Regions from separate parts of the Mus musculus genome. Here region 2 is linked to region 1. Evidence: chromatin loops called from intact Hi-C (ENCODE). Cell type or tissue: gastrocnemius. All regions are shown on one strand. Region 1 holds the start of Bdh2 (3-hydroxybutyrate dehydrogenase, type 2). Region 2 overlaps Manba (mannosidase, beta A, lysosomal).

Region 1 (5,000 bases):
AGGAACCTGGAACACACTGAATGGTCTACAGGCTACTCAGTAGGCTGGAAGGTGTCTCTTCCAAGTGACTAGTCTAAGCCTCTTCCAGTATTTTGGCTAGGTTTTGCTTCTTCTAGGCACCAGGTCTGGTCTTAGAATCTCCTTTTCAGCTTGTCTTTTCTGAGTCTTATCCACAGCTTGGCTTGTCTAAGTGTTGTCTTGATGAGTTAACTACTCTTGTGAGAGGGACTCAGGCTTTTATTGCTCACTCTGGCAGGGTGCCTAGTGAATCTGCTCGGTTTCAGGGACTTCCTGGAACTACTTTGAATTGTTTACCTTCCTGTTTAAGGAGCTTCCTTGCAGGGTGGAATGTTTCAATCTCAGAGGAAACTGCTACACAACAAACTTGTGTTAACAAAATGACAGGCTTTGTTTCTTACCTTTAAAGTGTCAATTTAGGGTTGGAGAAAGGGCTCAGTGAGTTGAGTGACTGTCACACAAACATGAGGACTTTCTGATCCCCAGCACCTGCATAAAGACCCAAGCATGTGCCATGTGGCACGCTAGTCAAGTGCTACTGAGGTCTGACAAGCTCATCCCTGGGGCTGGCTCTCCTGCCACCCCAACCTACTAGGTGAGTTCAGGCCATTGAGATCCTGTGTGAAAAAGCAAGCTGGGTAGCTTCCACAGAACAATACCAACTGCCCTCTGCCTTCCATGTTTACCTAAACACATACACAATTTTAAATGTTTACGTTAATCCTAAGTCATAACTCCTTGTAAAACAGTTTGAGTTTGGGGCAGGGGTCCTGCTTTTGTTCAGGATTGAAACCACATACTTCTGAAAGTGAATCTTCTTCCTTTGAGATTAGGTCTTACTATGAAACCTACTTTGTCCTCGTTAATCTCCTACCTCAGCCTCCCAAGTACAGGGACTACAGATAGGTCCCTTATTTGGGGGAGAGAGGCAGAGACAGAGACAGAAGTTAATCCTGGAGCACTCTCATAGTCATTAAAAGCAAACGCCTTTCAAAGCCCTGGCAAGTTGAGGGAAAGACAAGTCTATTAGAGCAAGGAGCACACACAGAAGTGTCTGCTGTAATAAGCTGCCGTTTATCCTGCAGGTGTGTGGCAGACGCTGGGCTTCACCTGCACACCATGTCCCCTCCTCACCACCCTGGCAGAGCCGCTGTTTCCTTCTCCTCCATATAAGAACGCAGAGCCGCTGTTTCCTTCTCCTCCATATAAGAACGCTGTAGGTTGGCCAGTTTACAGGTCCTGCTTACTCAGCTATTTCAGGGAGACATAGGATTTATGTCTTTTTATTTTTAAACTGGGCTCTTTTTTCCCCTTTGAGGGGGTCAGCTGTTCTGAATAAGGGTCTTCTGTAGTCCAGGCTGGCTGTGAAGTTCTAAGCAAACTTTGTGATGCTCTTACATCTATTTGTGCTCGGTGCTAGCACTCTGGGCTTTATACCGTGCTAGAGACTGAAGCCAGGGCCTGAGGCAGGAGCTTGAGGGAGGAACAGAAAGCACCCACACACTGAGCAGCACAGGAAGCCACCCTGTGCCTGCCTTAAAGGACCAGCTCTCTGTCTTGCTCTGCTCCGTCCAACCCACGTGCATCCAACTGACTGACTGTGAAACCCACACTTTAGGAGCCACTCAGAAAGAGGAGCAGAACCCAGAACCTTCTGGGAGGCATCACTTTTCTCTTCAAGAAGGAAGCCCTCAGAAAGTACAGCCTGCGTCCCCAGCAGACCTGCATGGCTGGCCAGCCCAGGTGACAAAGGAGGCTCGCAATCTGATAGCTTTGTTTTGTAGCCTTTGCAGTGCCAGAGCCCATGGCAAAGTGTGCCAAATGTGTCGAGCCCCTGGATTTATGCAGGACATTCACACATGACCTCCATGATCACTGTGACACTAGCCAGGTTAACTCACAAGTCTCCGACCCAGCCAAGACCTAGCCCTTTCCTCGTGGCTCCTGTAGTCTTCAACCAACTTGATTGCATGATATTTTGCTCTGTTCATTTCAAGATTCCCATCCTAGCTGGGTGTGCTCCTCGGCTCAGGCCCAGTGCACTCAGGATGCCAGCATTCTGCAGCTGAGGGATTAACGTCAGAAACAAGACTTTAGCCCCAAGGAAGTTTTCTTTTCCCCGCTCAAAGCAATCTGGGTTAAGAGCTAGGAAGACCAGAGTATTTAGTGCCTCGGGTCCCTTGTGTGTTTTCCAGCAGCCTTCCACCTTCCTGGCCATTGGATCTGGCCTGCTAAGTAACTTGCACAAACAAAAGACAGGCCTTTGTTTGGCGTTCACAGTTCCACGTTCTGATCACTAGATGGCAGCATGGACACATCTAAAGTGCACGGCTGTGGCAAACACTTCTTAAAAGCTTACTTAACAGGCATTAGCAAAAGGACTCGGAGGGGACCTGAACTCCACCTCCCAGCGTGCATTAATCAGCATGTGACTTCTCCTGCGCAGAGATCTGAAGTTTGTCTCCTGAAGGAATCTGGAGGACTGTGTGGACTCACTCTTCTAAAGTAAGATATTTTTTTCTAATCACTTTCGACAAAACTTTTGGGGACTGAGAGTTGTAGCTTGTGTTGCCATCTTCTCCATATCGCCGAGTTGAAGATGCATCTTCAGTTAGTGTGGGAGTTGGGAATCCTCTTGTATTTATTAGAGTTTGAAAATAGCCAAAGAAAGACAACTGTTCCAGTATCTGTCCTAAGTAAACTGGCTCGTGAAAATATTTGGAATTCCAGAAAATACTCTGAGCCTTTTTCTAGTAAAAAGAAATTTAGGGTTTTAGTACAATCTTTAGAAGTAGGAAAGTCATTATGTTAAGAGTGGGTTAAGTTTACAATTTCTGGACGTATTCCCACTCTAAACCCCACCCTGTTACCCCCCCTCCCCAAAAAAAAAACAAAAACAAAAAAACAAAAAAACCCATGTTGCCTTGAGACTGCTTGGAGGTCAGCTGGAGAAAGGTTTAGAAGTAAACAGAAACTAAATTTTGTGCCTGGTTGCTTCTGGGTGGTCTCGGGGGTCATGGAGGTGCTTAAGAGAGCACTGAGCAGGTGCCTTCACTGATTCTCAACCTGTGGGTCGCGACCCCCACGCCTAGGTTCTATCTAATTAGATATTCTGAATGTCAGGTGTTTACATTATGGTTCATAACAGCACCAAAATTACAGTTGTGAAGTAGCAACAAAAATATGGGTCACCACAACATGAAGAACTGCGTTAAAGTGTCGCTGCATTAGGACGGTTGAGAACCAGGGCTTTGGTGGGCGAATACCCAGGGTCCCTTAGTGAAGGCCCTGGACTGTGAGTTTCTTATGCTGTACTCAGGGTCGGGGGAGGCAGGGACGGCTCATCCCTTCCTAAAAGCACAAGTTAGCTTTCTCTCAACTCCTACCACACTCTAAGTGAAATTTCTCTCTGCGTGCTACTGGTAAAAAGCAAAGCAAAGCGTACTGCATCAGAATTGGGGAGACGCCATGAAGCCAGATCCTGTTACCCAGCATGTGCGCATGATTGGATCACAGAGTGGGGGTCATCAGTTGGCTTCAGAAGCCCCTCTTACCGTGTGACTGTGTCGGGCTGGATCTCAGAGGAAGGCTCTAATAGGAACCTAACAGGATGGCTTTTATTAGGGGAGATACTGTTGTGGGAGAAAATGACAAGGAACCAGGTGACGATGGGAGAGACTTCAGATGGATCGAGGCAGGGAGAAGGCAGAAGTGGATTTGGGGGTGGGGGCACCCTGAATGCTTCCTTCAGTAGGGTGGGGCTGGGGACCCTAAGGAGGCTAGGGAGAAAGAGTTCTGTACGTCATCCATCACGGTCTGCTCCAGGGTGGGAACAAAGAACAAAGGTGTCCTCCGGGTCAATGGAACCTCAGTCCTGCTGGAGGTGGGAGACTGCAGCATTCTCTTGAACCTGTGATTGGAAGGCATTGTATTGATATGATGATAGCTGACTTAGCCTCACCCTCACAGGAGACCAGGCTCTGTCTGTCATCTGTGAAGCACTGCCCACCCCCACCCCCTCCCCATCCCTGCTTCCTTGCCAGCTACTTCTAGACAACTGCACCCATTTCCTGATCCCAATCCCTAATGGCCACTGCCAGCTCCGTTCTGGCAAATCTGAAAATCTCCCATGCTTTCCCCAACTCTTTCAGTGCCAGCTGCGGACATGAAGACCTAGCACTACAACCCCTGGAGTTAGGACCAAGTATGGAGGACTGGAAAGTCGAAAGGGTACAGTGGGGATGCGGGGGCAGGGAGCACAGCTATGGGAGGAACAAAAGCAAAAACACCTAACAGCTTACCTAGAGAACAGGTCAAGTCAAAGGAGAGGACAAAGGGGGTGCTGGAGAGAAGGTCCATCAGTTAAGATCTCTAACTGCTCTGCCAAAGGACCTGGGTTCAATTCCCATCATCCATGTGCCGCTCACAACTGTCAGTAATTCCAGGGGCAGGAGATCTGACACCCTCACACAGACACACCTGCAGGCAGAACACAAAGGACTTGCTAGCTGTCGACCCCAGGCACCCCATCCAGCCAAGATGGCGTCCCGGGTGCTTTATTGAGGGTGGATGGGCAGAAGGAATGTCAGGACTCCACACTCACAGACATATTTCCCTCCTGCCCCTCCCTGTATGGAGGCTGCAGCAAACCAACTGTCACAGGTCCCTGAGAAGGACAGAACAGCCGTCCTGTGACACCGTTTCTTGTTACCTATTCCTCTGTCCCTAAGGTGTGCATCCAAGCCTCTGCTAAGCGGCTCTTACAGAATGTGGTGTTTGGGGTTCTCCGCCCTCTCTTTCAGAATGTATCCATCACATGTCCCGATTAGTTTTATGTCAACTTGACATGAGCCAGTTGTCTGAAACGAGGATACTACAATCGAGAAAATGCCTTCTTCATAAGATCTGGCTGTAAGGCATTTTCTTAATTGGTGATCAACAAGGGAGGGCCCTGCCCAGTGTGACTGGTGGCCCTGGGCTCT
Region 2 (5,000 bases), 220 kb after region 1:
AACCTGGAGCCGGAGCTGAATCAGAGGCCTTGGAGAAGTGCTGCTGACTGACTTGCTCAACGTGCCTTGCTCAGCCTGCTTTATCATAGAACCCAGGACCAACAGCTCTGACCCATTTCCACCCACAATGGGTTAGGCCTTCTCCCACTAACCACTAAGAAATAATAAGAAAATGCCTTACAACCTAGTCTTATAGAGCTGTCTTCTCCATTGTGACTCCTTCCTTCTTGTTTGTTTTATTTTTATTTATTTATTTGTTTGTTTATTTTTGGTTTTTTGAGACAGGGTTTCTCTCTGTAGTCATGGCTGTTCTGGAACGCACTCTGTAGACCAGGCTGGTCTCAAACTCAGAAATCTGCCTGCCTCTGCCTCCCAAGTGCTGGGATTAAAGGCGTGCGCCACCACTGCCCGGATTGTTTTATTTTATTTTATTTTATTTATTTTTTTTAAGATTTATTTATTTATTTTATGTAAGTACACTGTAGCTGTCTTCAGACACTCCAGAAGAGGGCGTCAGATCTTGTTACAGATGGTTGTGAGCCACCATGTGGTTGCTGGGATTTGAACTCCGGACCTTCGGAAGAGCAGTCGGGTGCTCTTACCCACTGAGCCATCTCACCAGCCCTGTTTTATTTTTTGAGACAGTCTTACCTAGTATCTCTGGATGCCCTGGGACTCATGTAGACCAGGCTAGCCTCAAACTCAGAGGTGCACTGGCATCTGCCTCCCAAGTACTCTGATTAAAGGTGTACAGCACCACACCTGGCTGAAGTTCCCTCCTTTCAGATGACTCTAGCTTGTGTCAAGTTGACATAAAGTCGTCAGCACACACATCCTGAGTCACAGTCTACTGGAACTGAAGCAGAAGTGTAGAAGGAGGAATGCCACTTAACTGGTTTGCTCCTCGTGTCTCTCCCAGCCTACTTTCTCATATAAGCAGGACCACCTGTCTAGGGATAGCACCGCCCACAGTGGGCTCAGTGCTCCCACATCAATCATTAATCAAGACAGTACCCCACAGACCTTCCTAACGGCCTCTCCGATAGAGGCATTTCCTCATTTGTGATCCCTTCTTCCTAGCTATGACTAAGTTTGTGTGAGTTTATGTGTACCACCCATCTCCAGGAACCTACAGAGGCTAGAAGAGGGCTGGAGATACAGGTGGTTGTGAGCTGCCTGATGTGGCTACTGGGAACCAAACTTGGGTCCTCTGCAAGAGTACTAAGAACTATTAACCGAGTTCAAGGCCAGCCTGGTCTACAGAGTGAGTTCCAGGACAGCCAGGGCTACACAGAGAAACCCTGTCTCAAAAAACAAAATAAAACAAACAAACAAAAACTATTAACTGTTGAGTCTTCTCTCTAGCACCAGTGGAATAGGTCTCAAAGGGAAAAAATTGGTGCTACAGCAACTGATTGGCTTGGATAATAGATTTATATAAATCATTCCTCTTTGTATTATAGTCGGGGTCACTGTGACTTTGCTATCGGCTATGTCAACAGCCCAGGAGGGCTACAAAGCTTGGCTCCTTGTCCTTTAAAAAAACGGATAGATTTAATTTTTTTATTTTATTTGCATTAGTGTTTAGTGTGTGCCCAGTGCCCAGGGAGGCTGGAAGAGGACCTTGGATCCCTTGGAAATGGAATTACAGATGATTGTGAGCCACCAGTTGAATGCTGGGAATCATATCCTGGTCCCCCGAAAAAAAAAAAAAAAACCAAGTGCTCTTAGCTGTTGGGCTACTTTCCAGGCATTGTTCCATTCAGCTTTTACGATGTTGCTGGGGAATCAAACTGAGATCTTTAGACCTTTGCAACAGTGCTTTGCCTGTTGGTCCATATCCACAACTCCTAGTAAGTCTGTCAGCGCTTGGCCCTTGACTGGCTGCCACACAGAATCAAGCCCACGGGCTGCAGTTTGCTAACATGGATAATCCAGGAAAGCTGGATCCTATGAGTGTGGCAGTGAGTGTACTTACTGCCTGTGTGGTCTCTACTCAGCCCCCAGCAGCGCTCACTTAGAAAGCGTAGTGAAAAGTAGGTTGGAAATGCTTAAGGTCTCCAAGGAATGGGAGTTTCTGCTGAACTTTGGGCAGTAGAGGGCAGGAGATGTGCTGCCCCCTGGAGGCTATCCGGGGTAGTGGAAGCAAAGAGCAAGAACTGGGCCCTGGGAGAGAAAGGAAACGTGTCCCAGGGCGGTCAGATTTTATTTACTGCCAGGACTTTGGAGGTTCTATGTTTGGCTTAAAAGAGGCAGCCAGAGTCTCTTGGAGACCGTTCAGTGGGTGAAGGCGCTTGCTGCCAGGCCTGATGGCTGAGTTCAGTTCTCGGACGCCACACAACGGAAACGCAGAACTGATTCTCCCACCGAGTCCTCTGACCACCCACATAGGTGCTGTGGAGTGTTGCCCTGCTAATTAAGGTCAAAGTCTACCATTGTCCAGATAGCCTTCTGAGCTCTCACAAAATGGTGGACTCTCTTTACCAGCAGGGCTTCTCCTTCTCTGACCTTCTCCGGAGAGTTCAACCCCCACCCCGGTCCCCCATCTCCCCTCTATCTGTGGAATGTCTTTGGTTAGATTACAGGTTCAGCTTCCTTTCTCCTGATAAGAACTGGATCGGCAAGCACCTGAGATTCCTGGGATGCCTCTCTAGGCTAATGAGGCGGCTCAGTTTAGCCTTCAGCCAATGACCTTTGTCCATCCTGGATTTTCCTACTCCTTTCCCCTAAACTATCTAACCATTGATTCACCCCTAAAAACGTTGGTCTGTCTCCCTAAAACTGATCCTGGAATGACTTCATTTTCTTTTGTACTCACAGGCCATCCAATACCCTGTTCAACCACTCTGCCCACTTCGTCCACGTGGGCCGATGGCCGATGGCCCTGGGGAGAAGGGAGACCCACGGTGGTGCATGCCTGAGCACTCTCACACATATAAACAAATATATAATAAAAAACAATCAATACAAAGGGAGCCGGTATCTATCTCCGGACACGTTCTCTGATAATGAGTATTATTTGTACCGCAGAGCTCTTTCATTTCACGCATACTGTTGGGAATTTTCTCCCACATCCTCGTCGTTTTACAGCACTGGGCACTGTTCTCGGGGCCTTGCATATCCCACCACTGGGCCGTATCTGCAGCCTCTGATCCACAGCCCACATTCTCAGTGTTAATCGTCTGACTTTCCTAGGCCAAGAGTTCATTAATTTTTAGGTGATCAATAGTCATTGTTTGTTACCTATTTCAATTGTTTATTTTTAGCATATTTGGCTACCATGTTTATCTTGTACCAACAGGATCCTTACTACAGATTTAATGACCTGAACTATAGATGGATTTCCTTAGATAACTGGACCTACAGCACGGAATTTAAAATCCCCTTTAATCTCAGGTATGTATATTTTTATATATACTATACTAATATACTACATCCATATATACTATATATACTATGTCCATATATACTATAGTATATATACTATGCCCATAGATACTATGTACTATATAGTATATTATAGGGCTGGCAAGATGGCTCAGTGGTTAAGAGCGCCGACTGCTCTTCCAAAGGTCCTGAGTTCAAATCCCAGCAACCATGTGGTGGCTCACAACCATCCATAATGAAATCTGATGCCCTCTTCTGGAGTATCTGAAGACAGCTACAGTGTACTTACATTAAATAAATTTTTTTAAAAGTATATTATATATACTATATTATGTATACTATGTGCTATATACTGTATTATGACAAGATTTTCATTTATGCTTTATGTCTGCTTAGGTTGTATATCAATCAGAGTTAAATCAGATTAGACTTTTGTGTTATCGAAGTGACTGTGTAATTTATTTTTCATTTTATATGTGAGGATGGGGCCACTGCTCATCAGTCATGACATTGCGTTTTAGGGAATAATTGCTCTAGTGGTTATACTGAAGTCACCTAAATCCCATTTTATATAAATGCCCTGGACTTCCCCAGTGTCTTGGAGAATGTATTGATGTATTGATCAGCAGTACTTTTTGTGAAGTTATTCTGTGTGTGTGCATGTGTGTGTGCGTGTGTGTATGTATGTGTGTGGCCAAAGGAGAAATGCCAGGCGATTTAATCAATTACTGTCCACTTTGCTTTTTGTTTCTCTGAACTTTGAGCTCTCCAATTTTGCTAGACTGGTCAATGAGTCGCAAGGGTCCTCCTGTCTCTGCCTCCCCCGTTCTGGGCTTGCCGGCAAGTGCTGCTGTGCCTGTGCCCATCGTTTATGTTGGTCTGTAAATTGTGCTCAAATTCTTCTGCTTCCATGGCAAGCGAGCACCTTACTGACCAAGTTATCTTCACAGGCTCCCTCGCCACCACAGTGCTTGTGTGTGTGTGTATATGTGTGTGTGTGTGTGTGTGTGTGTGTGTGTGTGTGGTGTGTGTGTGTGTGTGTGTGTGTGGTGTGTGTGTGTGTTGTGTGTGTGTGTATGTGTGTATGTGTGTGTGTGTGTGTGTGTGTGTGTGTGTGTGTGTGTGTGTACGGGGATGGTACTAGGATCTGAGCCTAGAGCCTTAGGCATTGAAGCACGTTTCCCCCATCTACAGTGTTGTTAGTGCTATACAACCATTGATACTGTCAATCCCGAGATTCTCTGGAGAAAAACCAATTCCACCATTTTGGGCCAAATTTGAAGCAAGCTTTATTAAATATTAAGTACTGACTAAGAGATGGACTTTGGTCAAGGCCATTCCTGGAATTTCCAAGCTGAATGGCCCTGAGACACTGTTGCAGGGGTTTATAAAGACAAACCCATAGGCCACCATACTTTCCCATGAGGCTTTTGTTATAAGAACTACAACTCCCAGCATTCCAGGAGGTTACTTGGTCCTTGGGCAGGGGAAGCTTACAGGTTAATTTTGGTAATACAAAACTATGACCTTAACCTTACTCATGTGGCCATAAAGAAAACTACAAGTATTGCTTTCAGCAGTGTTCTGTTATCATAAGAAAATATTTCTAGGCG

Evidence for each region. A loop is a pair of places that touch in the nucleus more often than their neighbours do. Peaks named below come from ENCODE experiments on the same cell type or tissue, not always from the same donor. Only the 100,000 strongest peaks of a DNase experiment are listed, where the experiment ranks them.
Region 2: a loop joins it to region 1, with 3 times the contacts of the local background. A loop is called at or near these places in 9 of 42 quality-filtered maps.

What each region holds. Positions count from the first base shown.
Region 1 is chr3:135,278,846-135,283,845 of GRCm38, forward strand. Bdh2 (3-hydroxybutyrate dehydrogenase, type 2) reads left to right here and starts at 2,376. Exons shown (of 10, transcript NM_001172055.1): 1 at 2,376-2,523. It overlaps Gm46826 (a long non-coding RNA gene), which reads right to left. Exons shown (of 3, transcript XR_001783991.2): 2 at 4,320-4,497; 3 at 3,587-3,928. In gastrocnemius, a CTCF peak has its summit at 2,313 (motif pointing right); a DNase peak (open chromatin) is centred at 2,309; H3K4me3 peaks cover 1,325 bases; H3K27ac peaks cover 1,928 bases.
Region 2 is chr3:135,503,608-135,508,607 of GRCm38, forward strand. It overlaps Manba (mannosidase, beta A, lysosomal), which reads left to right. Exons shown (of 17, transcript NM_027288.3): 2 at 3,302-3,396. Among named protein-coding and RNA genes, the nearest start is that of Manba, 20 kb to the left of the region's middle. In gastrocnemius, a CTCF peak has its summit at 2,121 (motif pointing left); a DNase peak (open chromatin) is centred at 2,133; H3K4me3 peaks cover 123 bases; H3K27ac peaks cover 2,155 bases.